2 separate regions of the Homo sapiens genome follow, and region 2 is linked to region 1. Evidence: chromatin contacts called from ENCODE Hi-C or POLR2A ChIA-PET data. All regions are on one chromosome and are shown on one strand. The core of a region is the stretch at or near the end of the contact, and the rest is flanking DNA. Distances in the headings are between cores, read along the strand shown. Region 1 holds the start of EHD2 (EH domain containing 2). Region 2 holds the start of SELENOW (selenoprotein W).

What was found. A loop is a pair of places that touch in the nucleus more often than their neighbours do. ChIA-PET counts read pairs that join two places held with the same protein, here RNA polymerase II (POLR2A). Pooled maps may share reads with other maps.
Region 2: a map of ovary shows a loop between it and region 1 (5-fold over the local background). The contact joins the promoter of SELENOW here to the promoter of EHD2 in region 1. A Hi-C loop is called at or near these places in 64 of 168 maps with a recorded cell type or tissue (A673, CD14-positive monocyte, CD4-positive, alpha-beta T cell and 40 more), 27 of 37 single-sample maps with no recorded cell type and 46 of 50 pooled maps. POLR2A ChIA-PET finds 5 or more read pairs at or near these places in 14 of 52 experiments (A549, BJ, H1 and 9 more).

The regions. Positions count from the first base shown.
Region 1 is chr19:47,710,062-47,716,584 of GRCh38, reverse strand. EHD2 (EH domain containing 2) reads right to left here and starts at 3,163. Exons shown (of 6, transcript NM_014601.4): 1 at 3,047-3,163; 2 at 1-27. RefSeq lists a silencer at 3,187-3,286.
Region 2 is chr19:47,777,176-47,784,166 of GRCh38, reverse strand. It overlaps SELENOW (selenoprotein W), which reads right to left and starts at 5,464. Exons shown (of 6, transcript NM_003009.4): 1 at 5,353-5,464; 2 at 3,418-3,442; 3 at 3,250-3,303; 4 at 2,985-3,059; 5 at 2,779-2,877. The coding sequence starts at 5,381. The coding sequence ends at 2,797. RefSeq lists an enhancer at 2,514-3,099 and silencers at 5,167-5,306, 5,317-5,576.

The sequences.
Region 1 (6,523 bases), core at 1,914-4,413:
CGGAGAGACGTGCAGATGGAGAGCTGCCTGTGGGAGGGGGAGAGGGCATGAGCATAGGCGGCCCAGCCAAGGAGGAAGAAAGGGGTCTGAGTGTAGACTGTCTGGGTGACAGGATGGGTGGAGGAGGAGGAGGAGCACAGATATTTGTGGTCACAAATATGTGGTCACAGAGCATGGATGGCAGGTGGCAGGAGGAAGAATGGAATTGGGCCAGGCGCGATGGCTCACACCTGTAATCCTAGTATTTTGGGAGGCTGAGGTAGGAGGATTGCTTGAGGTCAGTAGTTGAAGACCAGCCTGGGTAAAATAGTGAGACCCCCATCTCTACAAAAAAAATAATTAGCTGGGCATGGTGGTGCATGCCTGTAGTCCTAGCACTTTGGGAGGCTGAGGCAGGAGGATTGCTTGAGCTCAGGAGTTCAAGGCTGCAGGCTGCAGTGAGCTATGATCATGCCGCTGCACTCCAGCCTGGGCTACAGAGTAAGACCCCATCTCAAAAAAAAAAAAAAAAAAAAAGGCCAGGCACAGTGGCTCATGCCTGTAATCCCAGCACTTCGGGAGGCTGAGGCAGGTGGACCACCTGAGGTCAGGAGTTTGAGACCAGCCTGACCAATATGGTGCAATCCTGTCTCTACTAAACATACAAAAAATTAGCCAGGCCTGGTGGTGGCCACCTGTAGTCCCAGCTACTTGGGAGGCTGAGACAGGAGAATCACTTGAACCCAGGAGGCAGAGGTTGCAGTGAGCCGAGATCCCGCCACTGCACTTGACAGAGCGACACTCCATTTCAAAAAAAATAGGGAGATCGTAGCGAACCAGCTGAAGGAGGAGAAAGATTAATGGTGACATGGTTGAAGAAGGGGGATTGATGGTGGTAGTGGAAGACCAAGAGATGGACAAGGCGAAGGATGCAGAAGCTGCCTGGAAGAAACGGATTCCTTAATCGCTTCATTCATTTCTTCCTCCCTTCTCCCTTCCATCATTTGACACCTTTTCACTGAAATCACTCACTCCATGCTTCAGGCACTGTGGACCCAGAAATGAGCCAGAGATCATCCCCTACCCACCCAGGGCCCCCAGTAAGGACCCAGACACATGCCAGACATCCAGAGGAGGGCATGAGAAACAGACCACAGCACCAGTAAGACTCAGGGCAGGGTTGACTTTTGAGCTGCTCCATGAAGAGCAGGCAAGACAAGGGGATTTAGGCAGAGAGGACGGTGCGTGCAAAGGTCTGGGGATGTGAAAGGTCCTGGTGTACTGGGAGCCATGAAACATCTGGGTAGGTGGCCAGACACAGGGGCACAAAGAGGAGGGGTGAGAAATGGAGCTGAGAAGGTTGCCTGGGTGCACCCAGGTCATGAGGGCTGTTGGGTGTTAACAAGAAAAATAATGCAACATTTATGATCACTGCATGCCAGGTACTGTACTAACTCACTTAACATTTATAACCCTGTAAAGTAGGTCTATTATCATCCCTGCTTTGCTTTGCTTTTCTTTCTTTTTATTTATTTATTTATTTATTTATTTATTTATTTATTTATTTGGAGATGGAGTCTCACTCTGTAGCCCAAGCTGGAGTGCAGTGATACAATCTCAGCTCACTGCAGCCTTCACCTCTGGGGCTCAAGGGATTCTCCTGCCTCAGCCTCCCAAGTAGTTGGGACTAGAGGCATGCACCACCACACCCAGTTAATTTTTTTTTGTATTTTTAGTAGAGATGGGTTTCACCATGTTGCCCTGGGTGGTCTCGAACTCCTGAGCTCAGGTGATCCACCCACCTCAGCCTCCCAAATTGTTGGGATTACAGGTGTGTGCCACCATGCCGGCTCATCTCTGCTTTTTTAACAAGGCAAAGGAGGCTCAGGAAGACAGCAATAAATTACCCAAGATCACTTAGCTGGAAAATGCTCAAGCTGGGACTCAAACACAGGCAGCCTGACCTCAGAGGTTGCAATCCTATTATAGGTCTAAAGATCTGAGTTAGGGAGGTTAGCCATGACCAACCCAGGAGCAATGAGCACCTCCAGCACCCAGACTGTGTTCTCTATCTTCCCTTACTAGCCTTTTATTCACCGTAGGATCTGTAGTGATGTCCCCTCTTTCATTCCCGATATCAGCCACAGGTGTGGGTATTTGCTTTTTTTAAAAAAGAAAAACAAAAACGATTGCTCCCCGTTGATGCTTATGATTTTACTGATCTTTTCAAAGAATCAACTTTTGGTGAGATGGGAGTCTCTAAATACCATTCCCCACTAAAAGAACCTGGGACTCCTTAGAGAAATGGTGGATTCCAGGGCGGGGGCAGGGAAGAACAAGTGAGCCTGGGTCAGAAGGTGAGGAAGTGCTCAAAGGCCGATAGGGCATGTTACAGGGACAGAGGACCCAGCTTGCAGGGGTGCCCAGTGGCCAAACATGGGGCAATTTGAGCATCAAAATAACTGCAAATCAAATATGCTAAAATCCATAAAATCATGAGACTTAAAAGGGGTGGCCAGGGAGTAGGGGAGATAAAAGCAAAAGGAGTTCGTAAAGGAGTGGCAAGAATGGAAAAGAGAGGCAGGATCTGGGATGTGGGCAGAGGGAGAGGGCTCTGGGCGGTGTCCCAGGCAGGGAGGGCCCTGAGAGAGAGCTGGGGAGAATGCTATCAGCGGTGGCCGATGGAGCTGGTGAGGCAGGAGAGGGGCTCTTGAGTGGCTGGAGGGACCAAGTTAGCTGATATGGATGAGGGCGTGGAGGGAGACCCTGCAGAGAGGATCTCTTCTAGCCCAGGGGATAGGGAGGGGTGTTGGGGGAGGATGGAGGAGACTGGGGGAGTGTGAGAGGCTGCGAAAGACTGGAGGAAGAGTGGGAGGAAGAGTGGGAGGAGTGGGAAGAGTGGGGGACATGGTTACAGACTGGGGGGACTGGTGAAGACTGGGGGACACCTGGGGAGACCGTTACAGACTGGGGACAGGGTGGCAGGGAGCAGGGGTCAGGCATGAGGAACCAGGGCAGGCTTGGGCGGGGGTCGGGAGGCGACAGCTGCGGTGCTGGGAGCACTCACCGACGGGGCGCGCTGGCGGCTGCAGCGGGCTGGGCAGGCTGGGAGAGGGTGGGGTCCCGCGAGGATCCGAAGCGCCCGCGGAGCGGCCTGTGCTCGCGGTCCCGTCCGGAGCCGTCTGAGCCGGGTGGGGCCCGGAGCGGGGAGGACGGGAGGGAGGACAGGAGGGAGGGGCGGGACGAGGCGCCCCCCTCAAAACCGGGCGCCCGGCCTCTGGCGCCCCCTTGTGGGGAGTGGGGAAGACGCCTTAGCACGGCGGGCGAGAGCTCCAGCGTCCAGCCTGGGGTTCGAATTCCGCCTCCACCTCCAGCGTTGGGCTGCTCCCCAGTCTGTCTCTCTTCTTAACACGGGAATCACAACAGCAGCAGCAATAATAGTAACAATAACAGGTCGGGCGCCCTGGCTCACGCCTGTAACCCTAACACTTTGGAAGGCCAGGGTGGGAAGATTGCTTGAGGCCAGGAGTCCAAGACCAGCCTGGACAATATAGCGAGACCCCATGTCTATTAAAAATAATAATAAATAATAAAATAATTTAGCCAGGCACAGGGGTGCACACCTGTGATCCCAGCAACTTGGAAAGCTGAGGTGGGAGGATAGCTTGAACCCAGGAGGTCAAGGCTGCAGTGAGCTATGATTGTGCCACTGCACTCCAGCCTGGGTGACAGAGCGAGACCTCACCTCTAAAAAAAATAATAGGACGGGGCGCGGTGGCTCACGCCTGTAATCCCAGCACTTTGGGAGGCCGAGGCGGGTGGATCACTTGAGGTCAGGAGTTCAAGACCAGCCTGGCCAACATGGTGCAAACCCATCTCTACTAAAAATACAAAAAAATTAGCTGGGCGTGGTGGCGGGCGCCTGTAGTCCCAGCTATTTGGGAAGCTGAGGCAGGAGAATCACTTAAACACAGGGGAGGTGGAGCTTGCAGTGATTGCGCCACTGCACTCCAGCCTGGGGACAGAGCAAGACTCCATCTCAAAAATAAATAAATAAACAAAAATTAGCTGGATGCAGGCACGCACCTGTAGTCCTAGCTACTTGGGAGGCTGAGGCTCCCAAGTTCCAGAATCACTGGAACCCAGGAGGCAGAGGTTGCAGTGAGCCAAGATCACGCCACTGCACTCCAGCCTGGGTGACAGAGTGAGAATCCATCGCAAATAAATAAGTAAATATAATATTAATATTAAAACTTAAGGGAGTTGATGAAACTTCTCAGCTGACAACCCTCCCTGGCTCTCCTCTCTCTCAGAGTAAAAGCCGAAGTCCACACCAAGGCCCACAAAGCCTAGCATGATCCACCTACATCTCCCCTGTCCCCCTTCCTCAGGCGGCTCCAACCGCCGTGGCCTCCTCACCATTCCTCAGACACACCCCCAACCCTCCAAGTTCATGGCCTTTGCACTTGCTGACTCCTCTCCATGGAGTACTTTCCCCATAGGGATCTGAATGCCTCACTCTCTCCCCTCCTTCAGGTCCCTGCTCAAATGTCACCTCCTCAGAGAAGTCCTCCAGGATCACCCTGGCTAAGGTAGAACCCACTCTCTACCTCTTATCACTGCCCTATTTTTCTCCACAGCCCTCCCAACCACTCTGCATATTCCACATTTCTCTGCCTAAGGGACTGTCTTTGCCCTGAGAACATGAGCCCCGTGAGGGCTTTGCACAATGCCCAACTCCCTGCAGGGGCTCAGTAAACATTTGTAGAAACAATCCCTAATGTTGACTGAGCCATTCCTATGTGCAGGCACCGCTCTGAGCTCTTTGCATGCATGTATTAGCTCATCGAACCCTCATCATATCTCCAAGAAACAGGAGTTTTGGGGTTTTGGTTTTTGTTTTTGTTTTTGAGACAGTCTTACTCTATCGCCCAGGCTGGAGTGCAGTGGCACGATCTCAGCTCACTGCAACCTCCGCCTCCTGGGTTCAAACTATTCTCCTCCCTCAATCTCCCCAGTAGCTGGGATTACAGGTGCATGCCACCACACTTGGCTAATTTTGTTTTGTTTTGTTTTTTTGAGTCAGAGTCTCGCTCTGTCGCACAGGCTGGAGTGCAGTGGCACGATCTCGGCTCACTGCAAGCTCCGCCTCCCGGGTTCACGCCATTCTCCTGCCCCAGCCTCCCGAGTAGCTGGGATTACGGCGCCCACCACCATTCCCGGCTAATTTTTTGTATTTTTAGTACAGACAGGGTTTCACCATGTTAGCCAAGATGGTCTCGATCTCCTGACCTCGTGATCTGCCCGCCTCGGCCTCCCAAAGTGCTGGGATTATAGGCATGAGCCACTGCGCCCGGCCTAATTTTGTGTTTTTAGCAGACAAGGGGTTTCACCATGTTGGCCTGGCTGGTCTCGAACTTCTGACGTCAAGTGATTTACCCACCTCAGCTTCCCAAAGTGCTGGGATTATAGGCATGAGCCACCATGCCCAACTGAATTGTATGCTTTAAATGGGTGAATTGCATGGCTTCTGAATTATATCTCAATAAAACTGATATTATATATTATATTATTATAATTATAACATTTTATTTATTTTTTCTATTTTTTTTGGAGGTAGACTCTTGCTCTGTCACCCAGGCTGGAGTGCAGTGGCGCGATCTTGGCTCACTGCAACCTCTGCCTCCCGGGCTCAAGCGATTCTCGTGCCTCAGCCTCTCGAGTAGCTGGGATTACAGGCATGCACCAGCAGGCCCAGCCAATAACATGTTACTATAATATTACTATTATATATATAATATATAAAAGGTCTGGAGCTTAATGATAACTTACGTTAATGTTGTTACTGCTAGGAGACAGGCCCTGTTCCAAAAGCATCACCTAAATCATCTCCCTTCCCCCAGGAGGGCAAGTCCTGTTATTATTGTTATTATTATTATTATTGCTATGTCTCAGATGGGAAAGTTGAAATACAAGGAAGTAAAGTCTCAGAGCTGGGTGCAGTGGCTCATGCCTGTAATCCCAGCACTTTGGGAGGCTGGGGCAGGGGATTGCTTGAGGCTAGGAGTTCAAGACCAGCCTGGGCAACATAGTGAGACCCCATCTCTGCAAGATAAAAAAAATCTAAAAATTAGCCGAGTGTGGTGGTGCACACCTGTGGTCCCAGCTACTCGGGAGGCTGAGGTGGGAGGATTACTGGAGCCTAGGAGGCCGAGGCTGCAGTGAGCTGTGATCGCGCCACTGCATTCCAGCCTGGGTGAAAGAAGAAGACCCTGTCTCAAAAAAAAAGAAAGTAGAGTTTGGCCTGCCAAGGTGTGGAAGAACTCGGAGTTGAGCCAGAGTTGTCTGATGGGAGAGTCTTGTTTCACTTCTACCCCAGGGCTTCTCAACCTGTTGCAAAACATTCTGGAGGATCGGCTGGGCGCGGTGGCTCACACCCGTAATCTCAGCACTTTGGGAGGCCGAGGCGGGCGGATCACAAGATCAGGAGATTGAGACCATCCTGGCTAACACGGTGAAACCCTGTCTCTACTAAAAATACAAA
Region 2 (6,991 bases), core at 4,215-6,714, 65 kb before region 1:
GCACTTTGTGAGGCTGAGGCGGGCGGATCACTTGAGCCCAAGAGTTTGAGACCAGTCTGGGCAACATGGTGAAAAAAACCCATCTCTACAAAAACTAGAAAAATTAGCTGGGCGTGATGGTGCACAACTGTAGTCCCAGCTACTTGGGAGGCTGTGGCAGGAGAATCGCTTGAGCCTGGGAGGTGGAGGTTGTAGTGAGCTGAGATCGCGCCACTGCACTCCAGCCTGGGTGACAGAGCGAGACTCTGTCTCAAAAAAAAAAAAGAATTCAAAGCCTGCATGGTGGCACCCCACCCCACGCTCAACAGCAACAGTCCACAATGCATTCAGCTGATGCAGCTTTGGAATTAGGCAATTCCATTTTTCTTTTCCTTTATGTTAGAGGGATTTGCTTTGTTTCAGACCTGCACATAAGGCAAGATATCGTTTCTGCATTACTTCAAATTGGCACGTCCCAATTCACATTGAACATGACCTCATTCTGCTCTGGTAAAGAATTTTAGGAAATGGAACTTGAGTTTAACGCATTTGAAAACTAGTTTTCTGGCACAAGGCACACTGGGAGCTGGTACTTGGGTCCACAGTGTGTTGGGATGGGATACTCTGTTCTAGATCAACATGGAATGGGAACTGGTGCTGAAGGTTAGAGGGGAGTAAAAAGTATGGCCAGGCGCAGTGGCTCACGCCTATAATCCCAGCACTTCGGGAGGCCGAAGCAGGCGGATCACCTGAGGTCAAGAGTTCAAAACCAGCCTGGCTAACACGGTGAAACCCCGTCTCTACTAAAAAATACAAAAAATTAGCCAGGCGTGGTGGCAGGCGCTTGTAGTCCCAGCTACTTGGGAGGCTGAGGCAGGAGAATGGCGTGAACCCGGGAGGCGGAGCTTGCAGTGAGCCGAGATCACGCCACTGCACTCCAGCCTGGGCGACAGAGACTCCGTCTTAGAAAAAAAAAAAAAAATTTGCCCAGCATGGTGGCAGACATCTGTAATTCCAGCTACTCACGAGGCTGAGACACAAGAATCCCTTGAACCCAGGAGGCAGATGTTGCAGTGAGCCGAGATCACACTACTGTACTCCAGCCTGGGCGACAGAGCGAGACTCCACCTCAAAAAATAAACTATGCTCCAGGCCCTGCAGTGCCAGAGACCAGAAAAAGGGCTAGTAACTGTTCTAGAATGGGTTGGGTTTCACGCTTATCTGGACCATACTGGCTTACAAACTGGAAAATCAGACTCAGAAGGTGCTGGAAAGTAGTTCTTTGTTCCTGAGGTTCATATAGAAATTGCCACTTGTTCCACAATGTATTAGGCTGGAAACAATACTTGGTTCAGAGTGCTTAAGGAGGCCAAGCACGGTGGCTCACGCCTGTAATCCCAACACTTTGGAAGGCCAAGGCAGGTGGATCACCTGAAGACCAGCCTGGCCAACAGGATCAGACCTACTAAAAATACAAAAATTAGCCGGGCATAGTGGCATGTGCCTGTAATCCCAGCTACTTGGGAGGCTGACACAGGAGAATTGCTTGAACTCGGGAGGCAGAGGCTGCAGTGAGCCGAGATCGCGCCACTGCACTCCAGCCCGGGAGACAGAGCAAGACTCCATCTCAAAAAAAAAAGAAAGAAAGAAAGAAAAACAGTGATAAGGAACCAGTAGCCAACTCCAGGAACTAGTGGTCAATTCTAGTGCTTAGGAGCTGGTTCACATTTTTCAATTGCTGGGTTGGGAAGGGGGGCTCAGGTTTACAGTGTGTTGGGAGCTGGTGGTGTATTTCATTCTCGGCTCTATGGGGAGAACTGGGAGTCAGCTCTAGGGTTTTTTTGGAGCAGACAATCCATTCTAGAGTTAGCATTTGTTTCTAGAGCATTCTTGGACTCATGTTCAGTTCCAAAGTGGGTAAGTTTCTGGAGCTGGATCAGGTCTGGAATATTCCTAGAACTAATTCTCAGGTTCAGAGCCCGGTGATAATTAGTGACCTACTCGAAATTGTGGAGCAAGGAAATTCTGTCTCAAAACATGCTGGGAACTTGGCCGGACGCTGTCACATGACCTGCTGGGTTGGGAACTGTTTCTTGGCAATGGGACAAAGACCTAGAGTTCCGGATTCTGAACCGTTGGGTTGCTAGCACTTTTCATTCCCAAACCAGGAGAGCTGTTTTAGGGCAGCCCTCTGACCCCACCACCAACTCAGCTGTCATCTTGCATACCCCATCTCAGCTGTCATCCTGCATACCTCTGACCCTATCTCAGCTGTCATCCTGCACACCTCTGACCCCATCTCAGCTGTCATCCTGCACATCTCTGACCCATCACCATCTCAGCCGTCATCCTGCACACCTCTGACCCATCACCATCTCAGCCATCATCCTGCACACCTCTGACTCATCAGCATCTCAGCCGTCATCCTGCACACCTCTGACCCATCACCATCTCAGCCGTCATCCTGCATACCTTTGACCCATCACCATCTCAGCTGTCATCCTGCACACCTCTGACCCATCACCATCTCAGCTGTCATCCTGCATACCTTTGACCCCATCTCAGCTGTCATCCTGCATATCTCTGACCCATCACCATCTCAGCTGTCACCCTGCACACCTCTGACCCCATCTCAGTTGTTGTCCTCCACCAACCGGGTCTAACTTTATCCCGCTCGCTCTGGGGACACACGTGATGTCCCCCCCATCTCCCAGGCTCTCCACCCTGGGCCAAGGAGTCAGAGCATGGGGCAGGGAGAAGATCCAAAGGGTGGTGTCCCTGTCTAGTGGGCCCCCTCACCTCTGCCTTCAGGGCGCATTAGCCCTGAGCCAAGGCGGCTTTGATGGCGGCCACCAACTTCAGAAACTTGCTTTCTGTGTCCACGTAGCCATCGCCTTTCTAGGGAGGGGAGGAAGAGGGAAGGGGTGAGCTGGGACCGAGACACCAACCTCAGCCCCAACCCCATGCTAGCCCCAAAACCAGGCAGGACGGACAGACAGACATACCTTCTTAGAGTGAATCAACTTCCCGGCTACCATCACTTCAAAGAACCCGGTGGCCTGGGGAGTTCCCTCGCCGCACTGAGGAAAGGGGGTAGGGGAGATGTTGGAGGGGCTAAGATGTCCTCTTGGGGAGACCCTCCCCTTCCCAGGGGGATGAGAACATGGGTGAAGGGCGTAGGGCTGACCTAACCCCCCTGCAGTGCCATCCAGGCCTAACGGACCGACACAGTGGCTGTGCTCAAGTCTTTCTCCCCATCCCAAGACTCACGATGTCCAGGCGGCCGGGGAACTCATCTTCTAACTTCTTCTTGAGCTGAAGATACTGAAAACGCGGTGAGAGGTCACAGCAGGGGTCATACCAGTCAGCCCCCTCCCAATATGCACTCTACCCCTCCCCAGCTCCCAGGAATGCCCCCCGGGCATCCACTCTGCTTACCTTGGACTTGTAGCCTCAAGCGCCACTGGTAGGAGAGTCCAAGACATTGGGGCCCAGGGGAGAGAGGGAGAAGTGGGGGATCGGGGAGAGGAGGGTAGACACAGGCGGTGTGGGGAGAGAGCAAGATGGGGCCAGGAAGAAATAAAGAGGAACACAGATGACCAAGCAGAAGAGGTGACAGATGCCCTCAAGAGAGAAGACAGGCACCAGCCAGGCAGAGTTTTGGGACACAGCACAGGGGGTGGCGCGGGGACACACAGAGACACACAGAAAACCAACACCAAGCAAGAGACAGAGAAGGGGGAGGGGAAAAAGGGGAGAGAGGAGACAAGGAGACCACAAATACGAGAGACGGGGACGGGGGAAAACCAGGAGAACTGGATTAGGAGAAGAACAGCACACGTAAGGTCCCCACCCACTCCCTGTGCCCACCACCCTCACCCACAGCCCTCGCAGCACTCCAAGGAAAACCCTGCGGCTCCTGGATTCTTACACCACGCCCAGCTAATTTTTGTATTTTCACCATGTTGGCCAGGCTGGTCTCGAACTCCTAACCTCAGGGGATCGGCCCGCCCCAGCCTCCCAAAGTGCTGAGATTACAGGCAGGAGCCACCGCACCCGGCCCCGCAGCTCCTAGATTCTGAACACCTTCCCAGTCCCCAGGGTGAAATACAGGCTCACCCAACCCCCACAGCAGGCTATTTCGGGACTGGAATCTGGTGTACAGGCCTGGTAGGCGTCTCAAAATGTCACTCTTGCCTCTGCTTTGTCGAGCAGGCAGAGACGTTGGAAAGCTGCCGACAAACCCAGGTTCCAGTTACCCCTGTCACCTGCAGTCCAGACTTGAAGCTACTGACCTGCCCCCACCCCAGTCCCAGCCTCAGTTTTCTCACCTGTAACATAGAACTAAAATTCCTCTCTTTAATTTACTTTTTTTTTTTGAGACAGAGTCTCGCTCTGCTGTCCAGGATGGAGTGCAGTGGCACGATTTCAGCTCACTGCAACTTCCGCCTTCCGGGCTCCAGTGATCCTCCTGCCTCAGCCTCCCAAGCAGCTGCGACTACAGGAGTGCGCCACCATGCCCGGCTAACTTTTTAAGTTTCTGTAGAGACGAGGGGGGGGTCTCCCTGGGTTGCCCAGGCTGGTCTCGAACTCTTGGGCTCAAGCGATCCACCCGCCTCAGCCTCCCAGTGTTTGGATTACAGGCGTGATCAACGGCACCTGGCCTAAAATTCCCCTCTCTTAAGGGATTCCTGGGAGGATAAATTCATTGAACACGTATTTATTAAATACCTACAGCATGCCACACAGTATTAGGTGCTGGGGAGTGGAGAGAACGTAATTTATATCCTATCCTATTATACCCTTCCTGAGACTTGCAGAAATTAAGCGTGTTCGGTATTGACACAGAGCCTCCCTCTTGCCACAGACGGAAAACTGAGGCCAGAAAAGGAGTGGGGTTCGTGGCCAAGGGAACCCACTGGGCAGAGGCCAACAATTCAAGTGCTTCTGAAACACAGGCTGAGACATTCTCGAACCTTCTGGGCTCTCACTGTCCCCACCCCGCGACTGTTCGGGATATTGGGGGAGGGGAAGCCTTAGGGTGGAGGAGCCTTAGGTCCCTTTACAAAGCTGACCCCCAGCCCCTTCCCCAGCGGAGCCCCGGAGTCGGGGGTTCGAAATTGACACACACTCGTCTCAGCCCCACCTTTTATAACCCGAGATGCCCAGCGTGTCACAAGTCGAAGACGGGGCCTAGGGACGACCGCCCTCTGTTTTTCGCCCCTCCGTACGCCCACCCCACCCACATACAGGGGCTCCCTTTTCCCATACAAGGGCTCCCATGGGTCCTCTCCCCGGGGCTCCCTGACCCCGGCTCCGAGAATCGGGTCCCGGCGGGGGTCGGGGACGGGGGCCGCTGGCCGCTGGGCTTACCAATAAACGACTCGGACGGCGAGAGCCATGGCTCGGGGCTGCCACATCCGCTGAGGAGCGGACGCCCGGGCCACACTAACCTCCCACCTGGACGCGCTAGGTCTGCGCGAGTGCGGCGGGAACCTGCGCAGAAAGGATGGAGCCTCGGCTTCCCCTGGCGCCAACCAATGCCAGGGAGGGGCGGTGGGCGGTGGGCGGAGAGGCGCCAAGGCGGAGGATAAGGAACCCGCGACCCGCCAGCCCGAGGCCCCCACACAAGTCTCCTTCCCATCCTCCTGTTGGGCTGGAGAGAGTCTCGATACAGGCAGTCCCCGGGGGAAGCCCTCCGCGCGTCCCCTCCCAGGTCCCCCCGGCCAGAATGGTACGGCCCACGGGGGCGGTGATTTACGGCTGGCCGCTCCCAGCTGGACCCGGAATCAGCCTCAAGGGTGGTCTTTTCACTGCGTGGGCTTGGGGACGGCGCGGTGGGGACAGAAGCAGGGCGCGATTCTTGAGTCCCTCACCTCCCCTGGAGAGGGCGAGGGGGCGAGAGGGGAAGGATTCGGGGTAGACCAGGTGAGGGAGGAGACAGGGAGTTGAGGGGGAGGTTTTCAGGGAGCGGTCCAGGGCCCACAGTTGCCTTATAAAGACCTGCAGCCGCAGGGCGCGGTGGCTCACGCCTGTAACCCCAGCGCTTTGGGAGGCAGAGGCAGGAATTCAAGACCAGCCTGGGCAACATAGCCAGACTGCGTCTCTACAGAATAATAATAATAATACATTAGTGGCTGGGTGCGTTGGCTCACGCCTGTAATCCCAACACTTTGGAAGGCCGAGGCGGGCGGATCACTTGAGGTCAGGAGTTCAAGACCAGCCTGGCCAACATGGAGGAACCCCGTCTCTATTAAAAATACAAAAATTAGATGGGCGTGGTGGCGCGTGCCTGTAGTCCCAGCTACTCGGAAGGCTGAGGCAGGAGAATTACTTGAACCTGGGAGGCGGAGGTTGCAGTGAGCCAAGATCAGGCCAATGCACTCCAGCCTGGGTGACAGAGCGAGGCTCCACCTCAAATAAATAAATAGATAATAAATCAGCCGGGCGTGGTGGTGTGTGCCTACAGTCCCAGGCTACTTGAGAGGCTTAGGCAGGAGGCTCGCTTGAGCGCAGGAGTTTGGAAGCTGCTGTGAGCCGTGATTGCACCACTGCACTCCAGCTTAGGCCACCAAGCAAGACCCTCTCTAAAAAAACAAAAGGCCTGCTGCGGCTGGGCACGGTGGCACATACCTGTAATCCCAATGCTTTGGGAGGCCGAGGCAGGAGGACTGCTTGAGCCCAAGAGTCTGAGACCAGCTGGGGCAACATAGCAAGACCCCATCTCTACAAAAACTTTTAAAATTAGTCCGTGTGGTGGCATGTACCTGTACTCCCAGTTACTGGGGAGGCTGAGGTGGAAGGATCACTTTAGCCCAGGAGTTTGGGGCTGCAGTGAGCCGTGATTGTGCCACTGCCACCCCAGCCTGGACAACAGAGTAAGACACTGTCTCGAAAAAAGAAAGAAAGGAAAAGGCCTGGCCAGGCACAGTGGGTCACACCTGAAATCCCAGCACTTTGGGAGGCCAGGGTGGGTGGATCACCTGAAGTCAGGAGTTCGAGACCAGCCTGG